Linked DNA regions of Homo sapiens: region 1 is linked to region 2. Evidence: chromatin loops called from intact Hi-C (ENCODE). Cell type or tissue: CD14-positive monocyte. All regions are shown on one strand. Links, peaks and the distances in the headings refer to the core of each region. The heading gives the core; the rest is flanking DNA.

The links. A loop is a pair of places that touch in the nucleus more often than their neighbours do. Peaks named below come from ENCODE experiments on the same cell type or tissue, not always from the same donor. Only the 100,000 strongest peaks of a DNase experiment are listed, where the experiment ranks them.
Region 1: it touches region 2 in a loop (8-fold over the local background); 6 of 110 quality-filtered maps call a loop at or near these places.

What each region holds. Positions count from the first base shown.
Region 1 is chr17:38,961,428-38,969,487 of GRCh38, forward strand. FBXO47 (F-box protein 47) reads right to left here and starts at 5,976. Exons shown (of 11, transcript NM_001008777.3): 1 at 5,802-5,976; 2 at 1,418-1,624; 3 at 450-620. The coding sequence starts at 1,598. In CD14-positive monocyte, for the core only: no CTCF peak of the experiment used is centred there; no DNase peak of the experiment used is centred there.
Region 2 is chr17:38,908,698-38,917,685 of GRCh38, forward strand. It overlaps LASP1 (LIM and SH3 protein 1), which reads left to right. Exons shown (of 7, transcript NM_006148.4): 5 at 5,628-5,778; 6 at 6,346-6,449. It overlaps MIR6779 (microRNA 6779), which reads left to right and starts at 6,282; the gene lies at 6,282-6,345. RefSeq lists an enhancer at 3,215-4,174 and a silencer at 7,978-8,156. In CD14-positive monocyte, for the core only: no CTCF peak of the experiment used is centred there; no DNase peak of the experiment used is centred there; H3K27ac peaks cover 1,496 bases.

The DNA.
Region 1 (8,060 bases), core at 1-2,500, 50 kb after region 2:
CCACTTAGTAAATGTACTTAAAAAACCGTAGTTTCTGCTGAGAGGATAAATAGTCTTCCATAATAATGTGTTTAAATTTCTATTTTAAAGGACTAGATTATGGTTGAAAGGGAAAAGAGATAAAGAGATAAAACTCACTTGATCCACAGGAAGTGACGCATAGAAAATACATCAATTTCCTAACCTGATAAGCCACTAGACATTAAGCATCGGTGACGTTATATCTATATGAAATCTCAAGAATTGACACTTTACATCAAAATGCATTTTCTCACCTTTAAAGATAACTGGTTAAGGGAGTGTTCTCACACTAAAGAGTAAAAACATCATAGAAACAGGCATATTTTGGAATATATTCCATTTCCTACTGGCCTTACAGAATTGTATACTAAGTTTCTCTTAATTAAGCACAGTTCTTTACTTGTTGCAATTCTCATTACATAAGTTACCTAGAGATCTGTAGTGCTCCAGTATAGCAGAGTCTTGTCTCCTGTCAGGCAGCTCAAGGTTATGAAAGTCCTGTAGTAAAAGTCTTTTGCTTCCTGATGAGGTTGAGATATAATTAATAATGTGTTGGCTGACTGTTTTGGACACCATGCTTAGCATGCTGATATCCTTCACTACCAAAAGAAATATATATGTGTATGTATCAATGGCTTAAATGCAAGAACGTCACTATTAACACAGTCTATTAACTTATAGGTTAACTCAATCGTCATCATTATCACCATCATCATCCCTTTGGGAAAAAAGGGAAAAACCTTAAAATTGTTTAAAATCTGGTTCTCAATGAATTAGAGACATGTTTGGATTTACCAATCAAGGTACTATATCATAATTACAGGCATGTTTTCAAGAGTTTAAGTACTGCTGTGTTCAAAGGAAGATTTAAAAAAATTAATTTAGGGCTAGGTGCAGTGACTCATGCCTGTAATCCCAGTACTTTGGGAGGCCAAGGCGGACAGATCACCTGAGGTCAGGAGTTCGAGACCAGACTGATCAACATGGACAAACTCCATTTCTACTAAAAATACAAAATTAGCCTGGCATGGTGGCGCATGCCAGCTACTCGGGAGGCTGAGGCAGGAGAATAGCTTGAACCCGGGAAGTGGAGGTTGCGGTGAGCCGAGATTACGCCACTGCACTTCAGCTTGGGCAACAAGAGCAAAACTCCATCTCAAAATAATAATAATAATAATAATAATAATAATAGTAATAATAATAATTATTTAAGTATTGTGCTTTCTCATTGTACTCCTTACCTGACAATAATGAAACTTTAGAAAATAAACACTTAAACACTTAACATGAATGTCATTAACATTTTAGCATGGCCCAAGATGACAAACTAGTTCTTGGGAAAAATTAAAATACTCTAGTGTCTTGTGTAGGCTATTCATAAGTTCCCAAACCTCACCTGACAAATATTTTAAAATTATCTGGAATATTTCCAATGGTAAGGCTTTAAAATTTCCAAATGTTGATATGGGTTGAAAGCCTGAGCCAAGGGTCTTGGAATAACAGCTGGTTTGACGATTACTACGTCTAAGTTTCTGGTTGGGAATCAAAGTGAAATTTGTATTTATTCTGGATGCCATTCTTCTTCTTGTCTCACAAATTTATCCTGGTCAGAAAAACAAAGTACAAGAGACAAGAAAGAAAGGAAATTAAAGCAAGAAAGAGATTTTTTTTTTTAAACGAAGAGGTTGATAGTACGATATGCAATAGCTGTTTCTCTGTATTTGCAAAAGATTTTTGGTTTTTTTTTGAGACGGAGTCTTGCTCTGTTGCCCAGGCTGGAGTGCAATGGCGTAATCTCGGCTCACTGCAACCTCCACCTCCCGAGTTCAAGTGGTTCTTCTGCCTCAGCCTCCTAAGTAGCTGGGATTACAGTCATGTGCCACCATGCCCAGCTAATTTTGTATTTTTAGTAGAGACGGGGTTTTGCCATGTTGGCCAGGAAGGTCTCGAACTCCTGACCTCAGGTGATCTGCCCTCCTCAGCCTCCCAAAGTGCTGGGATTACAGGCATGAACCACTGAACCTGGCCCCACTTACTTTATTACAGCTAAAATTTAAATAGTTTTAAAGTCTCTATTTTCATCTCTTTTTTTATTGTTTCGAACAAAAAAAGTCAGTACTCAGTTTTAAATAAATAGAAAAACATTACTATGAAATTTTAAAGCTACATTAATATTTTGACTTTTTAAAAGAATATAGGCTGGGTATGGTGGCTCACGCCTGTAATCCCAACACAAAAAAGTAGGTGGCATTACTATTACCAATTATGTGCTGTATAATACTCAAATAAGCAGTGAATTAAAGTCTTTCTTCTTTTCTTTGTTGGTTTTTGTTGTTGTTGTTGTTGTTTTGTTGTTTTTTTTTTTTTTGTCAAGGTCTTGCTCTGTTGCCCAGGCTGGAGTGCAGTGGCATGATGATAGCTCATTGCAGTCTTGAACTCTTGGGCTCAAACAATCCTCCTGCCTCAGCCTCCTGAGTAGCTGGGACTACAGGCACAGAGCCACCATGCCCAGCTAAAGTAAAAAAAAAAAAATTGTTTTTGTGGAGGCAGTGTCTGCCTGTGTTGCCCAACCTGGTCTTGAACTCCTGAGCTCAAGTGATCCTCCCACCTCAGCCTCCCAAAATGCTGGGATTATAGGCACAAGCCACTGTGTGTTAATAAGACTAGAATAAATACATGAATAGTAATAATTCTTCCCTCAATTCCACCTTCTGTTAATAATAGCTACTGGCCGAGTGACGTGACTCACCCATGTAATCTCAGCACTTTGGGAGGCGGAGGTGGGTGGAACACCTGGGGTCAGGAGTTTGAGACCAGCCTGACCAACATGGTGAAACCCCGTCTCTACTAAAAATACAAAAATTAGGCTGGGCCCAGTGGCTCATTCCTGTAATCCCAGCACTTTGGGAAGCCAAGGCGGGTGGATCACCTGAGGTCAGGAGTTCGAGACCAGCCTGGCCAACATAGCGAAACCCCGTCTCTACAAAAAATACAAAAATTAGCCAGGGATGGCAGTGTGCACCTGTAATCCCAGCTACTTGGGAGACTGAAGCAGGAAAATTGCTGGAACCTGGGAGGCGGAGGTTGCTGTGAGCCCAGCTAATCTGAAGGCTGAGGCATGAGAATCGCTTGAACCCGGGAGGCGGAGGCTGCAGTGAGCTGAGATCATGTCATTGCACTCCAGCCTGGGGCAACACAGTGAGACTTGGTCTCGAAAAACAAACAAACAAACAAACAAAAAATAACAATAATAATAATAGTCACTGATGAATCTTAGAAAGGGCCTACGCATCTTGATTTCAAAGACAAATATTTCTTAAACTCATTAAATGCAACTTATTAAAATCACTGATTATTTACTTACACTAAATAATTTTTTTTTTAGACAGATTATCGCTCTACTGCCCGGGCTGGAGTGCAGTGGCATGACGCGATCTCAGCTCACTGCAACCTCCCCCTCCCAGGTTCAAGTGATTCTCCTGCCTCAGCCTCCCAAGTAGCTGGGATTACAGGCGTGTGCCACCACTAGTAGCTGGGATTACAGGCGTGTGCTACCACACTCAGCTAATTTCTGTATTTTTAGTAGAGACGGGGTTTCACCATGTTGGTCAGGCTGGTCTGGAACTGCTGACCTCAGGTGAGCCACCAGCCTCAGCCTCCCAAAGTGCTGGGATTACAGGCGAAAGCCACCACGCCCGCCCATTACACTAAATAATTATTTAAACATGTGTACCACACAGCGACTTTGTGTCACTCTATTGTTCTAATTCAGAAAACAATGTCTTTTGTGTATACATATACATATACGCATAATTACAACTCCAATCGAAGGCTCCTTGTTTCTGAAGTAACAACTAAGACATTTTCATCAAAGATATATAATTGTATCTGGCCAAAATGCATTTTCTCCTTTCTACAAATTGCTAAAGTAACATTGTTACTTATACATCTTGAAATGTTACATATCAACTTACATCAATTTAAAATTGGTTACACATTTGAAAACATAACAAAGAAATTTAGTGTTTAGTGAAAAGTACACTCTGAACCTCCTTTGAAACCATACCACAGCGATTGGGGTCAGTATTCAGTGAACACTTAAATTAGGAGGTATTTTAAAATTATCATTAAAATTACACAAATAGGCCGGGCATGGTGACTCACGCCTTAATCCCAGCACTTTGGGAGGCTGAGGCCGGTGGATCACGAGGTCAGGAGATCGAGACCATCCTGGCTAACACGGTGAAACCCCTTCTCTACTAAAAAAAAAAAAAAAAAAAAAAAATTAGCCGGGCATGGTGGCACGCGACTGTAGTCCCAGCTACTCTGGAGGCTGAGGCAGGAGAATCGCTTGAACCCGGGAGGCGGAGGTTGCAGTGAGCCGAGATCACACCACTGCACTCCAGCCTGGGTGACAGAGCAAGAATCTGCCTCAAAAAAAAAAAAAAATAATTACACAAATAACAACTTTACACAATACAGCTAAACAAGAAGAAAAAAATTAAGTTCACTTATAAACACTTTGGTTTATATAATTTCAGACTTTTACATACATATATTTCTTTTTAACAAAAAAGAGGGATCACTATATATAATACTTTGTAATCTGCTTTTTTCAATGAATTCTCTTTCCATGCTAATAACCTTCTACAAGTAATCATATTTTAATGGCTATGTGTCATTCCACCAAGTAAAATAATCTTAATTTGTTTAATCCATAAGGCTGTTTGTAACCTTAACTTTTCACAGTAGGCGTTTTGTTTGTTTGTTTGCGATGGAGTTTCGCACAGTCTCCTGGGCTGGAGTGCAGTGGCGCGATCTCGGCTCACTGCAAGCTCCGCCTCCCGGGTTCAAGCGATTCTCCTGCCTCAGCCTCCCTAGTAGCTGGGATTACAGGTGCCCGCCCCCACGCCCAGCTAATTTCTGTATTTTTAGTAGAGACGGGGTTTCACCGTGTTAGCCAGCCTGGTCTCGATTTCCTGACCTCGTGATCCGCCTGCCCCGGCCTCCCAAAGTGCTGGGATTTACAGGCGTGAGCCACCGCACCCGGCCAACACAGTAGGTGTTTTAAAGCATTTTTATTACAATAGCATAAATCCGGCCTTGGCTTCTTCCTGTTTCTCTGAGAAATGTGGACAGTGGGGCTTGGGCCCGTGGGCTCTTCAAAGACTGTCAGTCACCAGGCGGGGACTTCACTGTGTCAACTGTGAACTACATACATGTTTAAAATAAATATAAACAAAAATTTAAAAATGATAAGCCCAAATTCTTCTAAAACTCAAGTCTCCACTTATAGTTCCTTATTTTCCTCACTCAGAGCTGGACGTTTCGTAGGGAAAAAGCAAGCTTTTGTGAAAATTCTAAAGGTATAATCCTAAATTATTTCTGGTTTCCGCTCACCCCTCTAGCGAATAAGAATCACAGCCCCAAATAATAATAATAAAATGATGTTTCATGCCCCCTGTTCTATCCCACTAATTTTGACCGCGCGTGAAAGGTTTTGAGGGTTCAATTGGATGAACCTCCCCGCCCCCCACACCTTTAAGATAAAAACTACATTCACAGGGATGTCTGTTTTAACATAAAACTCTTGTAAGGGCCCCACCCCATCTGTCGGGCAGCTGCCCCCAAACATCTCCAAAGCCGCAAACTAGGGAAGCCTAAAGGACAAACTGGTCAACAGGAGAATCAGACCACACGGGGTACATGTTTCGCTCCCTTCAGTCCATGAAAGATGAAATTATCGCAATAAAATACTGGGAAAAAAAACCCTCTTTTACCACAGATTTTGACAGTTTTTCCGGCTACAGAGTCACAGGAAAGTGGGAGTTAGTCGTTTTGCCCCACCATCCTCAAATTTCTTAGTGTTTAGAAAAGAAAATATCTCCTCAAGAGCTTCCCGCCAGGAGGCGAGAGGGTCACACTCCCGTAGGCTCCGGAGCTGCAGCCCTACCCACCAGGCGTCCCCGCGGCCTCTAGAATATTGTAGAATCTTCCCAAGAGCCCCCGCGGGAAGGAGGCCCGCCCCCTCATGAATAGCAAGCAGCCTCAGCTCTCGTAGTGCCCGCCTCCCTCATGAATATTGTAGATCTTCCCAGAAGCCCTAGCGGGAAGGAGGTTCCCCCCCGCCTCCCGCCTCCCCGCTTTATGAATAGCAAGAGAGCCAGCTCCCATGGTGCCCTCCGTCTCATGAATAACTAACAAGGGCGAGGTTCCTGGAGCCCAAACTCAGGCCTCAGCCACCCTTCGCTCCAAGCTGAAGACAAGAAGGGGCTGGAGCCGTTACGGTGTGGGGAAGGGGAGGGTGTAGCCCAAGATCCTGAACGTGGCGAGCCACGTCTCTGCTCCACTGCCTTTCCCTTCACCTAGTTTTGAGACAATTTTTGAGTTCCTCCCACCCCCACTGACTCCAGTAGGGCAAGTTACAAGGGGTTTCATCAAACCTTTTGGTGGAAAAAAACCTCCAGACATTCCTTTTTAAATTTGTCTTGCCGGTGCGGTGGCTCACGCCTGTAATCCCAACACTTTGGGAGGCCGAGGCGGGAGGCTCCCTTGAGTCCAGGAGTTTGAGACCAGCCTGGGCAACATAGGGAGACCCCCACCCCCAGCCATAACCCCGCTCCCGGTCTCTAAATAAACACATAAATAATAAATCTGTCTGGAATCAAAGGAAGATGTGTGTCTCCATCCTCTCAAGATGAAATCAAGACAAATCTTTCTAGCTAGGCCTTCCTGGCTAGAAGATTAAATTCTCATTCATTCATTTCTTCATTCATTCTGTAACTATTTATTGAAGCCTGCTCTGGGCCGGGCACAGGAGTAGGCCCTAAGGATGGAATAGAGAACAAGACAGATACGTTTCCTGCTTTAATGGAGTTTATTAGCCTAATGGGGAAGATAGAATGAACAGACAGAGCATCTACAGATGTTGAGAGCAGTTCCGGTGAGAGCAGCGTGACAGAGGAAATAAGACAGAATGATGGGGTGTGTGTGTGTTGGCGGAGAGCTACTTTAGATAGACTGATACTCAAGGTCCCTTTGATATGACGATTTGAGAACTGATGGAGGAGAAGGAGCCAGTCAGGAGAAGGGCTGAGGGAAGAGGGAATGGGGGAAAGATTCTACTTTTGTAGATCAATTCTACATTATACCCAACACAAAATATATAAGGAACTACATAAAGACTGAGTGGAAATTTAGGATTAGTTGGCATGCTGTTATTTTATATAGTCACATATATTCATCCATTTGGCTTTGTATCTTTTTTTTTCCTGACCTCAGGTGACCTGCGTACCTCAGCACTGCAAAGTGCTGGGATTACAGGTGTGAGCCACCACTCCTGGCCTTTTTTTTTTTTTTTTTTTTTTTTGAGACAGAGTCTTGCTCAGTCGCCCAGGCTGGAGTTCAGTGGCACGATCTCGGCTCACTGCAGCCTCTGCCTCCTGGGTTGAATTGATTATCTTGCTTCAGCCACCCAGTAGCTGGGACCACAGGTGGGCACCACCATTGTATTTTTAGCAGAGATGGGGTTTCGCTATGTTGCCCAGGCTGGTCTTAAACTCCGAGGCTCAAGCGATCTGCCTGCCTCCCAAAGTGTTGGGATTAAAGGTGTGAGCCACCGGGCCCAGCCCTGGCTTTGTATCCTTTTGCAGCCAATTCTTTTTTTTTTTTTTTTTTTTTTGAGATGAAGTCTGCCTCTGTTTCCCGGGCTGGAGTGCAGTGGTGTGATCTTGGCTCACTGCAACCTCCACCTCCCAGATTCAAGTGATTCTCCTGCCTCAGCCTCCCAGGTAGCTGGGATTACAGGCACCCACCACCATGCCCAGCTAATTTTTTTGTATTTTTTAGTAGAGATGGGGTTTCACCATGTTGGCCAGGCTGGTCTTGAACTCCTGACCTCAGGTGATCCACCCACCTCAGCCTGCCAAAGTGCTGGGATTACAGGCTTGCGCTACCGTGCCCAGCTGCAGACAATTCTTTTTTTTCCCCCTGTCTCCAACATTGATTAGAGGTCCTTGACCAAGTATCATCCCGTTGGC
Region 2 (8,988 bases), core at 2,706-5,205:
CTGTCCAGGCCCTTACCACTGCCCTCCCTGTGCCCCCAGCCCGGGCTGCAGGAACTATTGGCTGTTCAGCCAGCAGGAGCAGCAACCATGCAGGTGTTTCCAGCTGTTAACGTGTAAGCCCTGCCTGGCCACGTGCTTGCTCTTGCCTTTTGTGCACAGCCAGTGCCAAGGGGGAGAGGAGGCAGCAGAGACGTTGTGCGGAGGGGATGCCCAAAGGGGACTGCCCAGGCTGGGACAGCCCTGATGGGGCAGGGGCGTTCCAGGAAACAGCAGGTTTTGCCTCTCCTCCTCTTCCCACCCCACTACTCCCACCCCATTTTCCCGGATCAGGAAAAGGCAGGCCAGCATTCTAGGGAACAGGAAGTGAAGTTGGCTTCCAGCTAGGTGCCTGCCAGGGCCTGGAGGAAATTCCTGCAGGCCTGAGCCCGTCTGGGAAGGACCAGTTTCTCTCCTTGTCCTGGTGTCCTGCTTTCTGAGTTTCCCCTGAGGGTGGGGGAGAGCTGTCACTCTCTTCACTCTATGTCCCGCTTCCTCCCCCATCCTCATGGAGCACTCAAACCCTGAACCCTCACACCTTTCTATGGTTGTACCCGTCCCCACCAGTTTCCTCTCTGGAAAGTGAAGAGGAGGCTGGGCACGGTGGCTCACGGCTGTAATCCCAGCACTTTGGGAGGCCGAGGTGGGCAGATCACAAGGTCAAGAAGTTCAAGACCAGCCTGGCCAACATGGTAAAAGCCTGTCTCTACTAAAAATACAAAAATTAGCCGGGCGTGGTGGCAGTTGCCTATAATCCCAGCTACTCAGGAGGCTGAGGCAGGAGCATCACTTGAACCCGGGAGGCAGAGGGTGCAGTAAGCCGAGACTGTGTCACTGCACTCCAGCCTGGGCGACAGAGCGAGACTCCATCTCAAAAAAAAAAAAGAAAGAAAAGTGAAGAGGATAGAGCCCACTAGGGGTCATCAAGGTGTGGGACAGGCAGCATGTTCCTACAGGAAGAAAACTCTAACTCCTGGTTCTGGTTCTTTTTCATCTCATTCATTCATTCATTCATTCATTCATTCATTTGTTTTGAGATGGACTCACTCTGTCTCCCAGGCTGGAGTACAGTGGCTCGATCTCAGCTCACTGCAATCTCCGTCTCCTGGGTTCAAGTGATTCTCATGACTCGGCTTCCCAAGTAGCTGGGATTACAGGTGCCCACCACCATGCCTGATTAAGTTTTGTATTTTCAGTAGAGACAGGGTTTCACTGTGTTGGCCAGGCTAGTCTTGAACTCCTGACTTCAAGCAATCTGCCAACCTCGACCTCCCAAAGTGCTGGGATTAAAGGTGTGAGCCACCGCACCTGGCCATCTCATACTTTCACAATTCATTCTTTGGTGCAAGTTTTACAATATACATTCTATATTTGTCAAGTGATAACTTCCATGTAACTTATAAAATACACATAATTCAGGAAGATTGTGCTAAAATACATTTAACCAATAGGAGTATGCCGTCAGAATATTTTGGCAAACAAGGGTCACTAAGTTTTTTCTGTAAAGGGCCAGGTAGGAGGTATCTCAGGCTTTGTGGCCATATGGCCTCTGTGGCAGCAGCTCAGTTCTGCAGTTCTGCCATGAAAGCAGCCACAGATAAGAGGTAATTGAGTGGGTGTGGCTGTGTTCCAATAAAACTTTATTTCTGGAGGCTGAAATTTGAATTTCAGAGAAATTTCATGTGTCATGAAATATTATTCCTCTTTTGGTTCTTCTTCCCCCCCTCCACCGCCCCCTGCCAAGCATTAAAGAATGTGGAACCCGTTCTTAGCAGCCGGCTGTGGGCTGGATTTGGTCCATGGACCATAGATTCCCAGCTTCTGCTCTAGACCACCCGTTCTCAGACTTGAAGCCTGCTTCAGACTTACCTGGAGAGCTTTTTTCCAAAATGCATATTCCAGAACCCCAGCCCTGATTTTGTAGATTTTCTGGAAGGCCCCAGAACCCGCATTCTAACAAGGAGCCCAGTTGAGTCAGACACAGGTAGTCTGGAGTCCACTTTTTTTTAAACAGAGTCTCAGTCTGTTGCCCAGGATGCAGTGCAATGGCGTGATCTTGGCTCACTGCGACCTCCGCCTCCAAGGTTCAAGCAATTCTCGTGCCTCAGCCTTCCGAGTAGCTGGGATCACAGGTGCCTGCCATCATGCCCAGCTAATTTTTGTATTTTCAGTAGAGACGGCATTTCACCATGTTGGCCAGGCTGGTCTCAAACTCCTGACCTCAGGTGATCCACCAGCCTCAGCCTCCCAAAGTGCTGGGATTACAGGCGTGAGTCACCGCGCCCGGCCAGGAGACCACATGTTAAGAAGCAAAGCTCAAGGGTCTCCAGGATCCTGGTCTGTTCTCTTCAGCCAGTCCTGAGGCCTGGGGTGTGCAGTGCTGTGGGAGACCCCTGCATCAGAATAACTGGCTCCTTCACTACCTTCCAGGAGCTTCCATCCAGTGGGGGTGGGGGACACCACCCGCCAACAGCACAGCCCAGTCCCAGGTGCTATGGAAGCCCTGGGTTCAGCCTGGAGCCAGGGCCAGCGTCCCGAGGATGAGGTGCCGAGATGGACCTTGAAGGATGAGAGAAGCCTGGACTGCCCTTGAGTGGCGAGGGTGGGCTGCCTCCAGGTTGACCTTAATCCCTTCCCTCCCTACCACCATGTGTCCAGATGACCTTGGGCAGGTCCCTTAGCCTCTCTGGATATCGGGATATGACATTGACTACCTCAGAGACTTGTGGGGAGGATTCGGCGAGCTGATATGCATGAAGTGTATCAACTAGGGCTGCTGGCTGGTATCTCCTTCCCTTGTCTTCCCCCACCACCCCAGCCAGGGGACAGGGTGCTGCTGAGGGAGTGGGCTGGGAGAGTCACTTCTGGCCTTGTCTTAGGGATCTGAGAACAGGGCATGGGCCCCGTGTCTGGGAGTGCCCTGGTGCCCTTCCTAGTGGGGTTGGGCGTGGTCAGTCTGGCCAGGGCTGGCTCCCTCCCCCATAAATAGGCTCACCTGGAGGTCTTTTCCCATTTGAGGCAATGAGATATGTATGTGAGGCTTTATGACTTGTCTTTTTTTTTTCATTTTGAGACAGAGTCACGGAGTCTCACTCTGTCACCCAGGCTGGAGTATAGTGGCATGATCTTGGCTCACCGCAACCTCTGCCTCCCAGGTTCAAGCTATCCTTTTGCCTCAGCCTCCCGCGTAGCTGGGATTATAGGCGCCCGTCACCACACCCAGCTAATTTTTGTAGTTTTAGTAGAGACAGGGTTTCACCAAGTTGGCCAGGCTGGTCTCGAACTCCTGACCTCAAGTGACCCACCCACCTTGGCCTCCCAAAGTTCTGGGATTACAGGCGTGATCCACCGTGCTCGGCCTCACCACCCGCCTTTCTTGTGGTGTAGTTCTTGCTGCCTCAAGAACTACATATATCAGGCCTCAAAACCCACCTGATATATGCGTGCCTGGGAATAGGGACCTTGACTTTTCCCCTGTCCCATATGGGCCCAGGGGCCGGTTCTGGGCTGGCCCAGGTGGGGCTAGAGCAGCTGGATCCAGGCACATGAGATGTGAAAGTGTGGGCCTTACGCCGCATGGAGCGGCTGGAGGAAGGAGAGAGGGAGCAAGGGTGCCGCAGGGTCAGATTGCCACAGGGCCAGGGTGCCACAGGGTCAGGGTAGGGCCAGGGTGCCATAGGGTCAGAGTAGGGCCAGGGTGCCACAGGGTCAGGGTAGGGCCAGGGTGCCGCTGGGCCAGGGTGCCGCAGGATCTGGTTGCCACAGGGTCAGGGTGCCGCAAGCACAAGGAGTCACCCGTGATTCTCCAGGGTCTGGCTCTTGGGCTGAGATCCAGGAGACCTTGGCAGGCCTGTCTTTGGGAGTCTGGCACAGCCCCAGAAGGCCATCTGGACAGTTTTCAGACCTGAGAGGAGGAAAGGGCTTGTGTCTGGAGAAGGTGCCATGGGGGATGGGAGGTGGAGGAAGCCTGGGGCCAATCAGGATCTGGATCTAGCAGGGAACACCGAGGCCGGTGTTCTCGTCCCACCATGGGACTCAGCCTGAAGAAGACAAGGTGAATGAACGACCATTTCTCTCTAACTCAGTTGGCTAAGAGGACTGAGCTGGCGCCGAGGCTCTGGACACAAATGGGCCAGTTGACCCTGAGGTTTCTTTCTGGTAGTGGAGGTGGGGCTTCCTCTGGCTGACCCTGCTTAGGTCTCTGATGGAGGTAGCAGGGGCTCTGGTTCCCCCAAACTGGCCAAGTCCTCCACCATAGCACCCAAGGGGTCTGGGCAGAGTGCAGCTTCCCTCCCCTCCCCAGCTTGGCTTGGTGGGCACCTGCCTCCCCTGCCCTCCTGACCTTGATGGCTAATGCAGCCAGCCCCAGGCAGGCACAGTCACAGCCCTCAAACAACATGAGGCCCAACTCAAGACTCCTGGGTGGTGGTGGTCAAGGTGGGGGACTCTGTAGCCAGTAGAGCACTGTGGGGGCAAGAGACTGACTTGAAGGCTTGGAGCCTCACATGCCCGCCTAGTGGGGTGGTCCTGAGGGATATGACTTCTTTGGGCCTCTCTGCTCATTTTTGGAACCTGACCCGAGAAGGAGCCCATCCAAGACAATGTCCCGCCCTCAGGGAGGGTCTGGCAGTTTTTATCCCTAAAGGCTGGGATTCTCAGCGGAGCATCCTAGGCTGTAGTACCCACGACATCTTGCACACAAGAGGTGGAATCGCCTGTTGATGAAGAGCAAGGCTCTGGAATCTGTGATCTTGGGCCACTCACTTCACTTATCAATCCCTTCGCTTCCTTCTTGCCTGTTACATGGGGTCTGCAATCTACCCCTCAGGGGCGCTGACGAGCTCACATGAGCCTGTGACATAAAACACCTAGCACGGCCCTGGCGCAGTAAGAGCTCAGGAAACGGGCTGCTGCTGTGGTTACTGTGGACCCAGGCGGAAACAGAGCAGCCCCGCCCCTGCCGCAGGCATATAAAAGTGACCACTTGGCCGGTCACGGTGGCTCACGCCTGTAATCCCAGCACTTTGGGAGGCCGAGGCGGGTGGATCACCTGAGGTCAGGAGTTTGAGACCAGCCTGGTCAACATGATGAAACCCTGTCTCTATTAAAATACAAAAAATTAGCTGGGCGTAGTGGCAGGCGCCTGTAATCCCAGCCGCCCAGGAGGCTGAGGCAGGAGAATCACTTGAACCCTGGAGGTGGAGGTTGCGGTGAGCTGAGATCGTACCATTGCACTCCAGCCTGGGCGACAGAGCCAAACTCCGTCTCGAAAAAAAAAAAAAAAGAAAAGGGACCACTCACTTTGGTCTGATTCTTCAGTTCTCATGGTCCTTTTACATCGGTCATTTCATTGCATTCTCCAACAGTGTCTGAGGGAGACTGGTGTCTCATTTTGCAGAGGTGAAAACTGAGGCTTGGCAAGATTAGGTAGCTTGTCCAAGGACACACAGCTGGTGCTTCCAGAGCGAGACCTGGCTTTCTGTACCCAAAGCTCTTGGGTAGTCTCTCCCATCCTGGGATCTTGAGGGTCACGGGAAGGAACTGGGTGGTTTGCAGTGGGACCCTTCACCTAGTGCCTTCTGACCTTGCAGATAAAATACCATGAGGAGTTTGAGAAGAGCCGCATGGGCCCTAGCGGGGGCGAGGGCATGGAGCCAGAGCGTCGGGATTCACAGGACGGCAGCAGCTACCGGCGGCCCCTGGAGCAGCAGCAGCCTCACCACATCCCGACCAGTGCCCCGGGTGAGTGCAGGTCCTGTTGGTGCAGATGACCTGAGGCGAGGCCAGTGGGGTGGGGAGGAAGCCAGGAGAAGACAGACAGACAGATACACCTTCCGGAGCCTTGCTCTTAATCAACAGGCGATTATGCCTCTTGTGTGCAAGAGGGGACCAGAGGACCTGAGGCCGGGCCAGCTGGGGTGGGGAGGAAGTCGGCGAGAGACAGACACACACACACACACACACACACACACACACACACATGCACGCACGCATGCAGGCGAGGAAAAGACTGCTTCCCAAGACCCCAAGTTCCATTCTCATCCAGAATGAGGACGTGAGCACCAGGGTCAGGCCTGTACTGGGCCAAGAGGATTGAAAGGAGAGGCCCCCAGGTCATGGGGCTCAGAGCCCCTGCGTGGGATACAACACACAGGCAAATGTGCACACGTGGACATCAGCCTTTGAGCTGTGGGGCTTGAGCCAGGTTGGGGGCGGGGTGGAAGTGCATGGTATGGACTTCTCGGGAGCTCTGGGAGGGGCTGGGTTTGGCAGGACAGTTTCCAAGCCCTGTCTCCTCCCATCTTCCAGTTTACCAGCAGCCCCAGCAGCAGCCGGTGGCCCAGTCCTATGGTGGCTACAAGGAGCCTGCAGCCCCAGTCTCCATACAGCGCAGCGCCCCAGGTGGTGGCGGGGTGAGTAACCCTGGCCGGAGGGGAGAGGCCAGAGGCAGGGGGTCCTTCGGGAAGGCTTGGACACAGCTCATGGATTCTCCTGACCTTTGCACCCACCCTCTGTTGTGTGTGATGATAAGGATCTCAGCCTTGTGAGCAGAGAGGAAATTGGTTGGCGTAGTGGGCAGAGGCTGGCTGGGACTGGGGCCCTGCGTTCCAGCCCTGGTGTACCATGGGCAGGTTGCTCACCCTGCTTTGGGTGGGGTTTCCTTACCCCAGCTACCTGGGAACACACAAGGCAACTTTCTGCATGGGGCCTTCCAGCACTGGGCGCTGCTCTCCTCGCTTCATGAGGATGGCCCCCACATCCTTCAGCTCTCAGGCTGCCCCTGCCTCTGAGGGGCCTCCCCAGCCATGTCGTGTAAAGCGCATCACCCTGATGCTTTGCATCACTCGACTCCGCTGGCTGCCTTCAGAGCACTTTTTCCAACTAAAAAGAGCTCTTCGTGTTGGTCACCTTCTCTGTGTCCCCTGCTGGGCTGGGGACCCTGGCAGCGTCCGTCTGGTTCACCTACTCTGAGCCAGGCCTAGAGCAAGTGAATAAGCCCAGCAGGAATGGGGTGAGATCAGGCTTCCTGAGCCCTCAGAGCTGAAGTCCCGGCTCTGTAAGTCCTGCCACTCACTCCACCCATGGGTGCCGCTGAGCCACCCTTACCAAGCTCCTGGCAGGCTCAGCGCCTCCAGGCTGGGTGCCTGGGAATTCAAAGTAGCTCACGTAGGAGCAGAACAGATACTTAGAGAGATAAAATCGCCTGAGATAATGGCTGGCTGGAGTCTGATGCTCTGGGCACACAAACAAAGGGATGTTAGGACTGCCCAGGGCACTGTGGGCGCAAGAGTTAGTCTGAAGTATAAGGTTCCAGGCAGCCCAGCCAGTCCCTCCCTCCTCAATGGGTCTGTCCTGGATGTGTAGGGTCCATCTCTGAATATAAAGCCACCTCTCTGCCCTCTGGGGGCTTACATTCCAGTCAGGGGGACAAACAAGAAAACAATAAGAAAATAGGTGTATAACATAAGGTCAGCGGTGACACGCTGTGAAGAGAAAGACAGCAGGGTGAGGGATGGATAGAAAGCAGCTGGATTAAGACATTTGGCCGGGGGTGGTGGCTCACGCCTGTAATCCCAGCACTTTGGGAGGCCAAGGCGGGCAGGTCACTTGAGGTCAGGAGTTCGAGATCAGCCTGGCCAACATGGTGAAACCCCCTGTCTACCAAAAATACAAAAATTAGCCAGGTGTGGTGGTGTATGCCTGTAACCTGTAATCCCAGCTACTCGGGAGGCTGAGGCAGTAGAATTGCTTGAACCCGAGAGGCAGAGGTTGCAGTGAGCCAAGATTGCACTATTGCACTCCAGCCTGGGTGACAGAGCAATATCTCCAAAGAAAAAAGACATTTGGCCGGGTGCGATGGCTCACACCTGTAATCCCAGCACTTTGGGAGGCCAAAGTGGGCAGATCACCTGAGGTCAGGAGTTCGAAACCAGCCTGGCCAACATGGTGAAACCCTGTCTCTACTAAAAATATAAAATTAGCTCGGCATGGTGGTGCATGTTCATAATCCCAGCTACTCGGGAGGCTGAGGCAGGAGAATTGCTTGAACCTGGGAGGTGGAGGTTGCAGTGAGCCGAGATCACGCCATTTGCACTCCAGCCTGGGCAGCAAGAGCAAAACTCCAGCTAGAAAAAAAAAAAGAAAAAAAAGACGTGACATTTGAGCAAAGTCCTCAATAAAGGAAGGAGTGAGCCGTGCAACGAGGACAGGAAGTGCAAAGGCTCTGAGGCAGGAATATTCTAGGAAAGTTCAGGGAGCAGCAGGAAGCCCGAATTGACTAGAGTGGGAGAGGGTGGGAGGTCCGATTATGCAGGGACTTGTGGGCCCCAGGAAGGCCTCTGTGACCTGTGATCTGTGCAGAGCGACATAGGTTTTTGGAAGACCACCCTGGCAGCTGTGTTGAGAAGAGGCAGTGGTTTGAGGGTAGAAGCAGGGAGACCGTCAGGAGGCTGTTGCAGGATATAGGCATGGATGGGAGTGGCTCAGCCCAAGATAGAGGCAGAATTGGTGATGAGAGAGACTGAGGTTACTTCATGGGAGGTGTGACTTCTTATCCCATAGACCTGTTGGTTTCAAACTGTCCTGTGGAGCCTCAGAGACCAGTCAAGGGCAGTGAAGGTCAGGGGAGGTAGAATGTTGTCTATAGCTATAGGATTTATTTTTCTTTTTTTTTTCCTCTTTCTTTTTTTAAACTCCATCCTGGTAGTAGGTGGCGCTGTAGGTTTTTGTGTGCCTTACTGAACATTACCTAGATCTAGGGCTTAAGCGGCAGATTTTGGCTGAGGCTTGGAAGGTGGAACCTGATAGACTCGTCTTCTGTCCTCTGAAGATTTTTCTCCCAAGGAAAGATCTTTGTCCTGAACTTGGACAGGACTCATCATGGCTTCTAAAAGAAACTACTGGTGCTTATAATCATACAAATAATAGCATACAGGGCATGTTTTTTCTGTT